Linked DNA regions of Homo sapiens: region 2 is linked to region 1. A link is an interaction called in ENCODE POLR2A ChIA-PET data of the cell type or tissue named here. Cell type or tissue: Panc1. All regions are shown on one strand. Links, peaks and the distances in the headings refer to the core of each region. The heading gives the core; the rest is flanking DNA. Region 1 overlaps ZBTB8B (zinc finger and BTB domain containing 8B). Region 2 holds the start of ZBTB8A (zinc finger and BTB domain containing 8A).

Evidence for each region. Peaks named below come from ENCODE experiments on the same cell type or tissue, not always from the same donor. Only the 100,000 strongest peaks of a DNase experiment are listed, where the experiment ranks them.
Region 2: POLR2A ChIA-PET joins it to region 1 with 6 read pairs; 4 of 35 experiments call an interaction of 5 or more read pairs at or near these places.

Annotation. Positions count from the first base shown.
Region 1 is chr1:32,474,317-32,479,695 of GRCh38, forward strand. All of the region lies in intron 2 of ZBTB8B (zinc finger and BTB domain containing 8B), which reads left to right. Among named protein-coding and RNA genes, the nearest start is that of ZBTB8B, 12 kb to the left of the region's middle. In Panc1, for the core only: no CTCF peak of the experiment used is centred there; no DNase peak of the experiment used is centred there.
Region 2 is chr1:32,534,076-32,539,454 of GRCh38, forward strand. ZBTB8A (zinc finger and BTB domain containing 8A) reads left to right here and starts at 5,352. Exons shown (of 5, transcript NM_001040441.3): 1 at 5,352-5,379. In Panc1, for the core only: no CTCF peak of the experiment used is centred there; no DNase peak of the experiment used is centred there; H3K4me3 peaks cover 308 bases; H3K27ac peaks cover 595 bases.

The DNA of each region.
Region 1 (5,379 bases), core at 268-5,267:
GGCAAGATGGCAAAACCCCATCTCTACAAAAAAAAAAAAAAAAAAAAAAAAAAAAAAAAAAAAAAATTGAAAAATTAGCCAGGCGTCATTGCATGTACCCATAGTCCCAGCTACTCAGGAGGCTGAGGTGGGAGGATCACCTGAGCCTGGGAGGTCGAGGCTGCGGTGAGCTGTGATTGTGCTTCCAGCCTCGATGACAGAGTGAGACCTTGTCTCAAAAAAAAAAGGAAAAAGAAAAAAAAAAGAAACACTTGAAAATGCTGTTTCTGGTTCTGAGACACTGGCTTCACCAGCATTGGGAAGATAGTGGCTGCTTCCATGAACACACCGTGGGAACTTGTTCAAATTCTCATTGCTGTGTGTATAATGGCATTTCACAGACTGATCACCCTTTCACATCCACAAGTCTCTCATGGTGTCCCATGCCTTTGGCAGAGGAAATATGGAGAAACTGTTACCTAGAAGGGTTTAGTGAGTTTCGTAAGAATGTAAGTAGTAAGTGGCCCAGCTAAAACCAGAAAACTGGAGTGGCTTCTTTCATTCATTAAACAAACAGTGAAAGCAACACAAGTAGGTAGCGGATTTCAGTGCAATGATTTTTTTCTTTGAACCCCTCTGCATGTAAGCACAAGAAGTATCAGGAAATAGGCATTTGGCTCTGTGCCACTTATAATATATTCAGGTCCTGTCCTTATTGGTCTGGAAAGTCAGAGTTCTTGCTATAAGGTGTTGTGGTGTGGCAAGGCAGCTGCCCTGGCCCCTGGCCATGCCCTGTTGTCTACCATGTTTTTATTTCATTCATACGGCTCCAGGGTATAGTTTTTCCAAGTGCTAAGGCACAGAGTAGGATTGATTTGTTTGGTTATTCATTTATTTGTTCAAATATTTGAGTACCTTTTGTGTGAAGGCATAAAGATAAGTCAGACATGGATGCAGCCCTCAAAGAACTGATAGTGTTGTATAGGAGATAAGACACAAATGTGGGCCGGGCTCAGTCGCTCATGCCTATAATCACAGCACTTTGGGAGGCCGAGGCAGGTGGATCACTTGAGGTCAGGAGTTCAAGACCAGCCTGGCCAACATGGTGAAACCCGGTCTCTACTAAAAATACAGAAACAAATTAGCCAGGCGTGGTGGCGAGTGCCTGTGATCCCAGCTACTCGGGAGGCTGAGGCAGGAGAATTGCTTGAACCCGGAAGGCGGAGGTTGCAGTGAGCCAAGATCACACCACTGCACTCCAGCCTGGGCAACAAAGCGAGACTGTCTCAAAAAACAAAACAAAACAAAAGACACAAATGTAAATGACGTCACATGCTAGAAAGGTACTAGGGTTGAAAGACACTCAGAGGTATGAGTTCATGGTAGTCCAGAAGGAGAACTGGCTTCCTACTGGGAGATCAGGGAGGCATCCTGAAAGTGCCATCTGAAGGTAAGAAGAGGGGACAGGGAAAAATTGACTGGAATCAGATCATGGAAAACCTTAAATGCAAAGAGGGGAGGTTTTTTTTTTTTTTTTTTTTAGACAGAGTCTCACTCTGTTGCCCAGGCTGGAGTACGGTGGTGCCATCTCGGCTGACTGCAACCTCCGCCTCCCAGGTTCAAGTGATTTTCCTGCCTCAGCCTCCCAAGTAGCTGGAATTACCGGCGGGCATCACCATGCCCAGCTAATTTTTGTATTTTTCGTAGCAACAGGGTTTCACTATGTTGATCAGGCTGGTCTCAAACTCCTGACCTTAAGTGATCCACCCGCCTCAGCCTCCTAAAGTGCTGGGATTACAGGTGTGAGCTGCTGTGCCTGGCCAGGTTTGTTTTGTTTTGTTTTGTTTTGTTTTGTTTTGAGACAGGGTCTCACGCTGTCACCCAGGCTGGAGTGCAGTGGCACGATCACAGCTCACTGCAGCCTCGACCTCCTGGGCTCAAGTGGTCCTCCTGCCTCAGCCTCTCAAAGTGCTGGGATTATAAGCATGAGCCACCATGCCTGGTCATAGGGGGGTTTTTGGTAGTTTCTTTTAAATTTTTATTCCCACCTGGATGCTCTGCACAAGCCTCAATCCCTGTAAAATCCGAACTGAACTCCCCTTTCCTCATGTACCTGCTTTTCCTTCTGTTAATTTCACTCCTCCTCAGTGTGTCTCCTCTCCACCTCCACAACTACTGCCTTAGCTCCTGTCATCTCTCATCCAGACTCATGGTCCCCTCCCACCTGGACTTCCTGCCTTTAATATTGACTCTCTTAAGTCTTTTCCCTGAATTGTGCCCAGAGGGATCTTTTAAATCTGGCCATGAAAGTTTGACCACGTACCTTCCTTGCTTAAAATCCTAGCTGGCTGGGAGTGGTGGCTCAGGCCTGTAGTCCCAGCTACTCGGGAGACTGAGGCAGAAGAATCACTTGAACCCTGGAGTTGGAGGTTGCAGTGAGCCGAGGTCGCACCACTGCACTCCAGCCTGGGCAACAGAGCGAGACTCTGTCTCAAAAAAAAAAAAAAAAAATCCAAGCTGCTTACAGGTAAAGTCCAAGTTTCTCAGCATGTTAGCTCCATGAGGGGCAGGGACTTTGGTCTATTCTGTTCACTGTTGTATCCCCAGGACCCTAGAACAGAGCCTGACACATAGTGAGTGCTCAGTATAAATTTGCTGAATGAATGAATGAATGTGACCATCACAATCTAGTTCTTGTCCCTTCCTTGCCCTCATTCCTAACCCCCACTTCATACTTCATATTCTCATTTACCTCTATGCCTAAGTACGTGTTCTTCCTCTGCCCAAGATACCTTTCTCTGTCTTGAAGTCCTGGTGAACTCCTGTTCATCTTTTAAAACCTTGCTCAAAGTTAACCTCTTCTGTGAAATCTTCTCTGAACTCCTAGGGAAAATCATCACTTTTTATTTATATTTCTTCATCACTTTGAACTTTGCATGTGGGCATCATATTGTATGAATATGTTTACATATCTTTCCTGCTAGACTTAACTTCTTGAGGGAGGAAACAGGTGTCTTACAATGGCCTGTCATGTAATAGGATTCAGGTGAACTGTGGTATTGGAGTGAGATCAGGAAAGGGGAAGAAAGTGTTGAGACAATCCATACTTTTCTGATGGAGAAACAGTTAACAGTTATTTTTCCCAAGGACTTATGCTGGGCCTATTTTATTTTATGTTTTTGTAGATAATCAGGAAGAAGTGTGTGGTACAAAGCTAAGGTGATGGAGATAAATAACAAGGAAGTTCCACAGTGCCAGAGGAGTGAGCAGGGTGATGAGTTATGAGCTGCTACTTTGATCCTAGGAAACAGGTCGTCATTCCTGGCTGGGTGCTGTGGCTCACACCTGTAATCCTGGCACTTTGGGACCATGAGGCATGGAGGATCCCTTAAGCCTAGGAGTTCAATACCAGCCTGGACAACATAGTGAGACTCTGTCTCTACAAAAAAAAAAAAAAAATTGTTAAATTAGCTGCCCATGGCCGGGCATGGTGGCTCACACCTGTGATCCCAGCACTGTGGGAGGCCCAGGTGGGTGGATCACCTGGGGTCAGGAGTTTGAGATCAGCCTGACCAACATGGTGAAACCTCGGTCTCTACTAAAAATATAAAATTAGCCAGGCATGGTGGTACTCGCCTGTAATCCCAGCTACTTGGGAGGCTGAGACAGGAGATTCACTTGAACCTGGGAGACGGAGGTTGCAGTGAGCCGAGACTGTGCCATTGTACTCCAGCCTGCACAACAAAAGCAAAACTCCGTCTCAAAAAAAAAAAAATTAGCTGCACATGGTGGCACACGCCTGTAGTCCCAGCTACTTGGGGAGCTGAGGTGGGAGGATCACCTGAGCCTGGGAGGTAGAGGCTGCAGTGAGCCATGATCATGCCACTGCACTCCTGCCTGGGTGACAGAGACCCTGTGTCAAAAACGAAAAACAGGCCAGGCATGGTGGCTCACGCCTATAATCCCAGCACTTTGGGAGGCTGAAGCGGGTGGATCACTTGAGGTCAGGAGTTCAAGATCATCCTGGCCAACATGGTGAAATCCTGTCTCTACTAAAAATACAAAAATTAGCCAGGCATGGTGGTGTGCACCTGTAATCCGAGCTGCTCTGGAAGCTGAGGCAGGAGAATCACCTGAACCCAGGAGGCGGAGGTTGCAGTGAGCCAAGATCGTGCCACTGTACTCCAGCCTGGGTGACAGAGTGAGACTCCATCTCAGGAAAAAAAAATAATAATAGTAATAATTCCTATTTTACTTGTATCAGTACCAGTGTGAGCAGTCAGAGATTTAATAATCTCACATATGTGAGCAGTGATGAGCTTTTGAGCTGCTGCTTTTATCCTGGGAAACAGATATCGGAGTCACTATAGAGTATGCAAAATGTTAGGCATTATTAGGATGGGAACTTGATACCAAAGAGAGTTTCCACCCTTACATAAAGGATGTTGGACTTTCACATTCAGTTTAGTGTGCCATACTTTTCATAGCACCTCAGGAAAGACAGAGCCAGTTAGGTATCCCAAGCCAGCCCCAGAGAAAAGAGTTACTCCAGTGTTGACAGAGACCACAAGAGCCTGGACTGCTTACCTGGTAAAAAAAATTCTGAAGAGATTACGATGATGACAAACATGGCTGACATTTGCAAGTTCTTACTATGTGCCACGTGCTATGCTTTATGTGTTACTTTATTTCATTCTTACCACAATCCTGTGAGGTGGGAACTGTTATCATACCTGTTTTACAGATGAGGAAAGTGAGGCACAGAGAAGCTAAGTGAGATGTCCAGGGCCACACAGCTGATCAGTGCTAGAGCCAGGACTTGAACCAGGTTTCTGTACCTAGAAAGCTTGAGTCACTAGTGCCTTCATAGGTGATATGATATGATATGATATGATATGACCAAAGTCTATAAATATTGAAGGGCATGGATAGAGAGAACAAATCTCGGGCCGGGCATGGTGGCTCATGCCTGTAATCCCAGCACTTTGGGAGGCTGAGGCAGCCGGATCACCTGAGGTCAGGAGTTGAGACCTGCCTGGCCAACATGGTGAAACCCCGCCTTTACTAAAATACAAAAATTAACTGGGCATGGTGGTGGGTGGCTGTAATCCCAGCTACTCCGAAGGCTGAGGCAGGAGAATCACTTGCACCCAGGAGGTGGAGGTTGCAGTGAGCCAAGATCGTGTCACTGCACTCCAGCCTGGGTTATAGAGTGAGACTCCATCTCAAAAAATAAAAAAATAAAAAAATAAAAATGAAGGAGAAATCTCGGAATATAGTTGACCCTCTGTGTCCATAACTTCTGCATCCGTGGTTCCGTGGATTCAACCAACCACATATGGAAAATACAGTATTCACAGGATCCGCAGGGCTGACTTTGGGACTTGAGCATCCTTGGAT
Region 2 (5,379 bases), core at 104-5,103, 60 kb after region 1:
CCAGAAAACTTTGGCTTCCTTTTGTCTAACAGTCCTTCCTTTAGCTTATCTCTCTCCTCTCACATTTTACTACAAGCAGCAAGGAGAAACCACCTGTTTCCTTCAACACTCTGGGGGGAAGCTTTATAGCTAGATCACCAAGTTCAACTTCCTTAGCTAGATCACCAAGTTCAAATATTTTCTACTTTTCACCTTATTGCAGACAACTGTGTTGCTTCCCCCCGACTCCCAACCAATACCTATCAAGGACTCCCTTTGCTTCAGATTTCCATAAGATTTGTAGATTTTTCTGTAAGCCCTCACTTGCATCTTCCTCAAAGACCATTAGAAGTTGTCTTTTTTTTTTTTAAACGGAGTCTCACTCTGTCACCAAGGCTGGAGTGCAATGGCGCAATCTCAGCTCCCTGCAACCTCTGCCTCCTGGGTTCAAGTGATTCTCCGGCCTCAGCCTCCCAAGTACCTGGGATTACAGGCATCTGCCACCATGCCCGGCTAATTTTTGTATTTTTGGTAGAGATGGGGTTTCACCATGTTGGCCAGGCCGGTCTGGAACTCCTGACCTCGAGTGATCCACCCACCTTGGCCTCCCAAAGTGCTGGGATTACAGGCATGAGCCACTGCACCCGGTATAAGTTGTCTATTTTTTTAGAAGATTCTTCAAGCTTTCACTAACACCTCAAAGCCCTTCCACCCACTGTCTAGTTCTAAAGTCACATTTTCAGGTTTCTGTTATGGCAACACTTCTAGGTACCACAATCTGTATAAGTGATCTATTGCTGTATAATAAATTACTGGCCCGGCTTGGTGGCTCACACCTGTAATCCCAGCACTTCAGGAGGCTGGGGTGGGAGGATCGTTTGAGCCCAGGAGTTTGGGACAAGCCTGGGCAACATAGGGAGATCCCCATCTCTACATAAAATTAAAAAATTAGGCATTGTGGTGTGCACCTGTAGTCCCAGCTACTTGGGAGGCTGAGGCAAGAAGATTGCTTGAGCCTAGGAGGTCAAGGCTGCGGTGAGCCGTGTTCATGCCATTGCACTCCAGCCTGAGCGACAGCTATCTCAAACAAACAAACAAAAATTCTTTTACACATATCCCCTTCTAGCTACCACCATCTCTCTTTGCCTGTAATAATTCTAAAACATGACCCCAAATTCTGTGACATTCTTTCCATTAGAGATAGCAACTATGTCCCCCTTCTGCTTGAATCTTAGTAGGCTGGGACAACTTCCATAGATAGGCAGAAAAAGTCATGCAGCTCCCTCCTACCTGTCTTGGACACACTCTGTCAGAACCCAGCTGCCATGATGCAGGAAGCCCCAGCCCCACAGAGAGGTCATGGGTAGGTGCTCTAGATGACAAATCTCAGCTGAGCCAACCTTCAAGTGATCCCAGCCCAGGTGCCAAACCTTTAAGCGAAGAAACCTGCAGATGATTCCAGTTCCCAGTAGTTCAAGTTACCCCCAGTCATTTAAGTCTTCCCAGCTAAGGCTCCAGACAACAGGAAAAAAAAAAACAAGCCACCCCTGCTGTGACCTGACCCACAGAATCCAGGAGCATAATAAAATAGCTTCAGTTTTCTACTACTAAGTAAGTTTGGTTTGGTTTATTACACAGTAAAAATAACTGGAACATCCCCTTTATAAACCAGTTTCTGAGAGGAATTGTCTGTTCTCATCATCTCTATTCCTTCATCCTCCACTTATTCCTCTAATCTGGAAATCCACCCCATCTTTTAAGCCTAATCATGTTCTCTAAAGTCAATGATCTCCAACTTGTTAAATGTAATGGACATTTTCTTTTAGATTTGTTCTCTTAGCAATATTTAGCACTACTGCCCAATTCTTCCTTTTTTCCTTATTTTTATAGCTGGGTTCTCGCTCTGTCACCCAGGCTGGAGTAGTAGTGATGCCATCATGGCTCACTGCAGCCTAAAGCTCTTGGACTCAAGCGATCTTCCCACCTCAGCCTCCTAAGTAGCTAAGCCTACAGGCACAAACAACCAAGCCCAGCTAATTTATTTTATTTTTTTTGTAGAGATCGGGTCTCATTATGTTGCCCAGGCTAGTCTGGAACTCCTGGCCTTAAGCCAACCTCCTGCCTCAGCCTCCCAAAGTGCTGGCATTACAGGTATGAGCCGCTGTGTCTGGACTCTTCTTTTAGTTTTTATGCCATCACATTATCCCAGGTCTCTTCCTTCCTCTCCAGTCTTCTCACACTCATTTGCAATTTCAGCTTCCTCTAACCACCCACTAGATGAGGAAGTAGCTCAATGTTTGGTCCTAAGCCTTCTTTGCTTCTCATTTTATATTCTCTCTCTATGCATATCCATGGTTTTAATTCCCATCCCACCTATATGACTTTGATGATGAAATTTCTTTTTTCTTTTCTTTTTTTTTTTTTTTTCAGACGGAGTCTCACTCTGTTGCCCAGGCCGGAGTACAGTGGCATGATCTCAGCTCTCTGCAACCTCCACCTCCTGGGTTCAAGTAGGAATTTTTTTTTAATTTAAAAATTTTAAAAATCCTGCCCTTCTAGTCCTCTCTCTCTCAGTGAACAGAACCACCATCTGTCCAGTTCCAAAAGGCTGGGAGTTGTCTTTGACTCCTCCTTCTCCCTCATTTCTCAGAGTCAAACTATTATCTCTAATATTTAACTCTCCACCTCACTTGATCTCCCCACTTCTATCTACCTCCACTCTAGTTCAAGATTCTACCATCTCTTAGCTGGGCCACTGTGATCCACTCTTCCTTCCCTCTAATTTATCTTCCACAGTCATCTTTTCAAAATGCTTACCTCATCATAGCACACACACCCCATGCAGCTTAAAACACATTAATGGCTCCCAAAGTTCTTAACCTGGCCCGACAAGGCCCTGATGGTCTGACCCCTGCCTCCCTCTCCCATCTTATCTCTTGTCTCTCTCCCTCACGTTGCACTCCAGTCTCATCAGCCTTTCAGGCTATATTCCCATCTACCAAGCACCATTTTGCTCCTTCTATCTGGAATGCTCCTGACCACTCACACGCTTGCCTGTTAATTCCTACTCCAGATTTCCAGTCAAGATAACCTCCTCAAGGAAGTCCTCCTTACACAAACCCTCTCCCTCATGAGACGGGTCCCCACTTCATCAATATTCTCATCACACGACATACCTTTCCTTCAGACTTATCCAATTTTCAAATTATACATTTATTTGATTACCATCTGTCTCCCCCACTAGACTGCAAATCCCATAAAAGCAGGGACTTGGTGAATTTTTTGCTCACCACTGCATTCCAAGAGCCTAGAGCAAAAACTTTACCCTTAGCAGGCACTGTTAAAATTGGAATGGGACCAGGTGCGGTAGCTCATGCCTGTAATCCCAGCACTTTGGGAGGCCAATGAGGCTGGATCACGAAGTCAGGAGTTCAAGACCAGCCTGGCAACCTGGTGAAACCCTGTCCCTACTAAAAATACAAAAATTAGCCAGGCGTGGTGGCGGGCACCTGTAATCCCAGCTACTCTGGAGGCTGAGGCAGAGAATTGCTTGAACCTGGGAGGCGGAGGTTGCAGTGAGCCGAGATTGCATCATTGCACTCCAGCCTGGGTGACAGAGCAAGACTCCGTCTCCAAAAAAAAAAAAAAAAAAAAAAAAAAAAAGGAATGGATTATCTTCCTCAAGATTTGAACTGAATAGGTGGAAACAGGGATGGGGGTTGGGTGGGGTGGGAGACAGAGTTTAAGAGACTAGCACTGGTTAATGGTGGAGCTCTAGCATACAGAAACGTGCTCCCAAAGCTAGGAGAATGAAGGTGAGGGACAAAACTCTCATTACCTCTTCCTTGCAACAAAGAGGTTATTTTTGTTTGTTGTTTTTGTTTTTGTTTTTGAAATGGAGTCTTGCTCCGTCACCCAGGCTGGAGTGCAGTGGCACGATCTTGGCTCACTGCAAACTCCACCTCCTGTGTTCAAGCCATTCTCCTGGTTCAGCTGCCCCAGTAGCTGGGATTACAGGCGCGCACCACCATGCCCAGCTAATTTTTGTATTTTAAGTAGAGATGGGGTTTCACCATGTTGGCCAGGCTGGTCTCAACCTCCTGACCTCGTGATCCGCCCACCTCGGCCTCCCAAAGTGCTGAGATTATAGGTGTGAGCCACCACACCCGGCCTCAACAAAGAGTTTATCACCAACCTGATGTGCTCTCTTGAGGAATATGTTTGTGGAACTCTTTTGCATGTTTTAATTAACTAAGGCTAAAATAAAACCTTTGGCTAAAACCATGTCCAGGTCTTTCTGGGGGAATTCTCAATGGGGGCGCTAGCAGAGTAATCTGAGTACATCCAACACACCAGACACCTAATGGTTTTCAAATATGTTTCTACTTACCTGTTCAGAAGGTGAGGAAATGCAACTAAATAGCAAAGCACCTCTGCAGTGACACAGAAGTGACATTGAGACAATTGTGAATATCTTGTATCCTCAAAATGCATAGCTAATTATTCCTGAAATCAAAGTTACAAACTGTCCAATATGAATGATTTTGAACAGGAGAGGAATCCATTAAAAGCTAAACGCAAGTTTTGATAATTTGAACCTTTTCCCTCCAGTTTTACTATAACACAGTACTTTTCAGTACCTGACCCCAGCATAAGGAACTAGAAAACTAATTTATAGAAGTAATGCTTCTACAGTAACAGTGAAAATCCATTGATTTACTATTTTAGCAAATGTATAACCTGATATCTGTACTCTAAATATTAGAGACGTAAATTTGTCAGAGGAAGCTTGGTGTACGATGAATGCTTGCATTGGAAAAGACGCAACTTGCTATTTTTACTAATTTTATATTTCTCTGGACTTAACTAAGAATTATGTTCTCTTATCTCAGCCTCTCTGGGTTTTCCTATTCAAATGAAATGCTTCTGACCTGTACAGGTTTAGAAAAGGTTATCCTCAACTAAAATAACTGCTTCAGTACAAGGGAAAATTCTGTGGAAATCTTTTGCATTTGACGTTGCTAAACTTAAGTACAATAATGTCACATGTACTTATACAGTAATTGTGGGCACGCCTAAGTCCCTCCCTCTTTCCTAAACCAAATCCCCAGATCCTAGAAATCCAGCCCTTCTGCCCTCCGGAGGCGCCTTTCCCAACGTAAAGTACAATTTTAAATTTCAGCTCCTGACTAAAATCATGATCCGCAGTCAACTGCTAGAGAATCTGGGCACCCCGGTGTCTCTGGAGCGTGCAGCGAGTGTGGGCAAGGGCAGGGGGAGTGGGCGAAGCTGCTGGTTGGTGCCTGAAATCTGTGCGTTGCCCCTTTAATTGTGTCCCCAGCCCTCGGGCGTTTCTGTCCAACGCCCACGTCAGCAAATACCTTTTGTTTCTCTCACGTT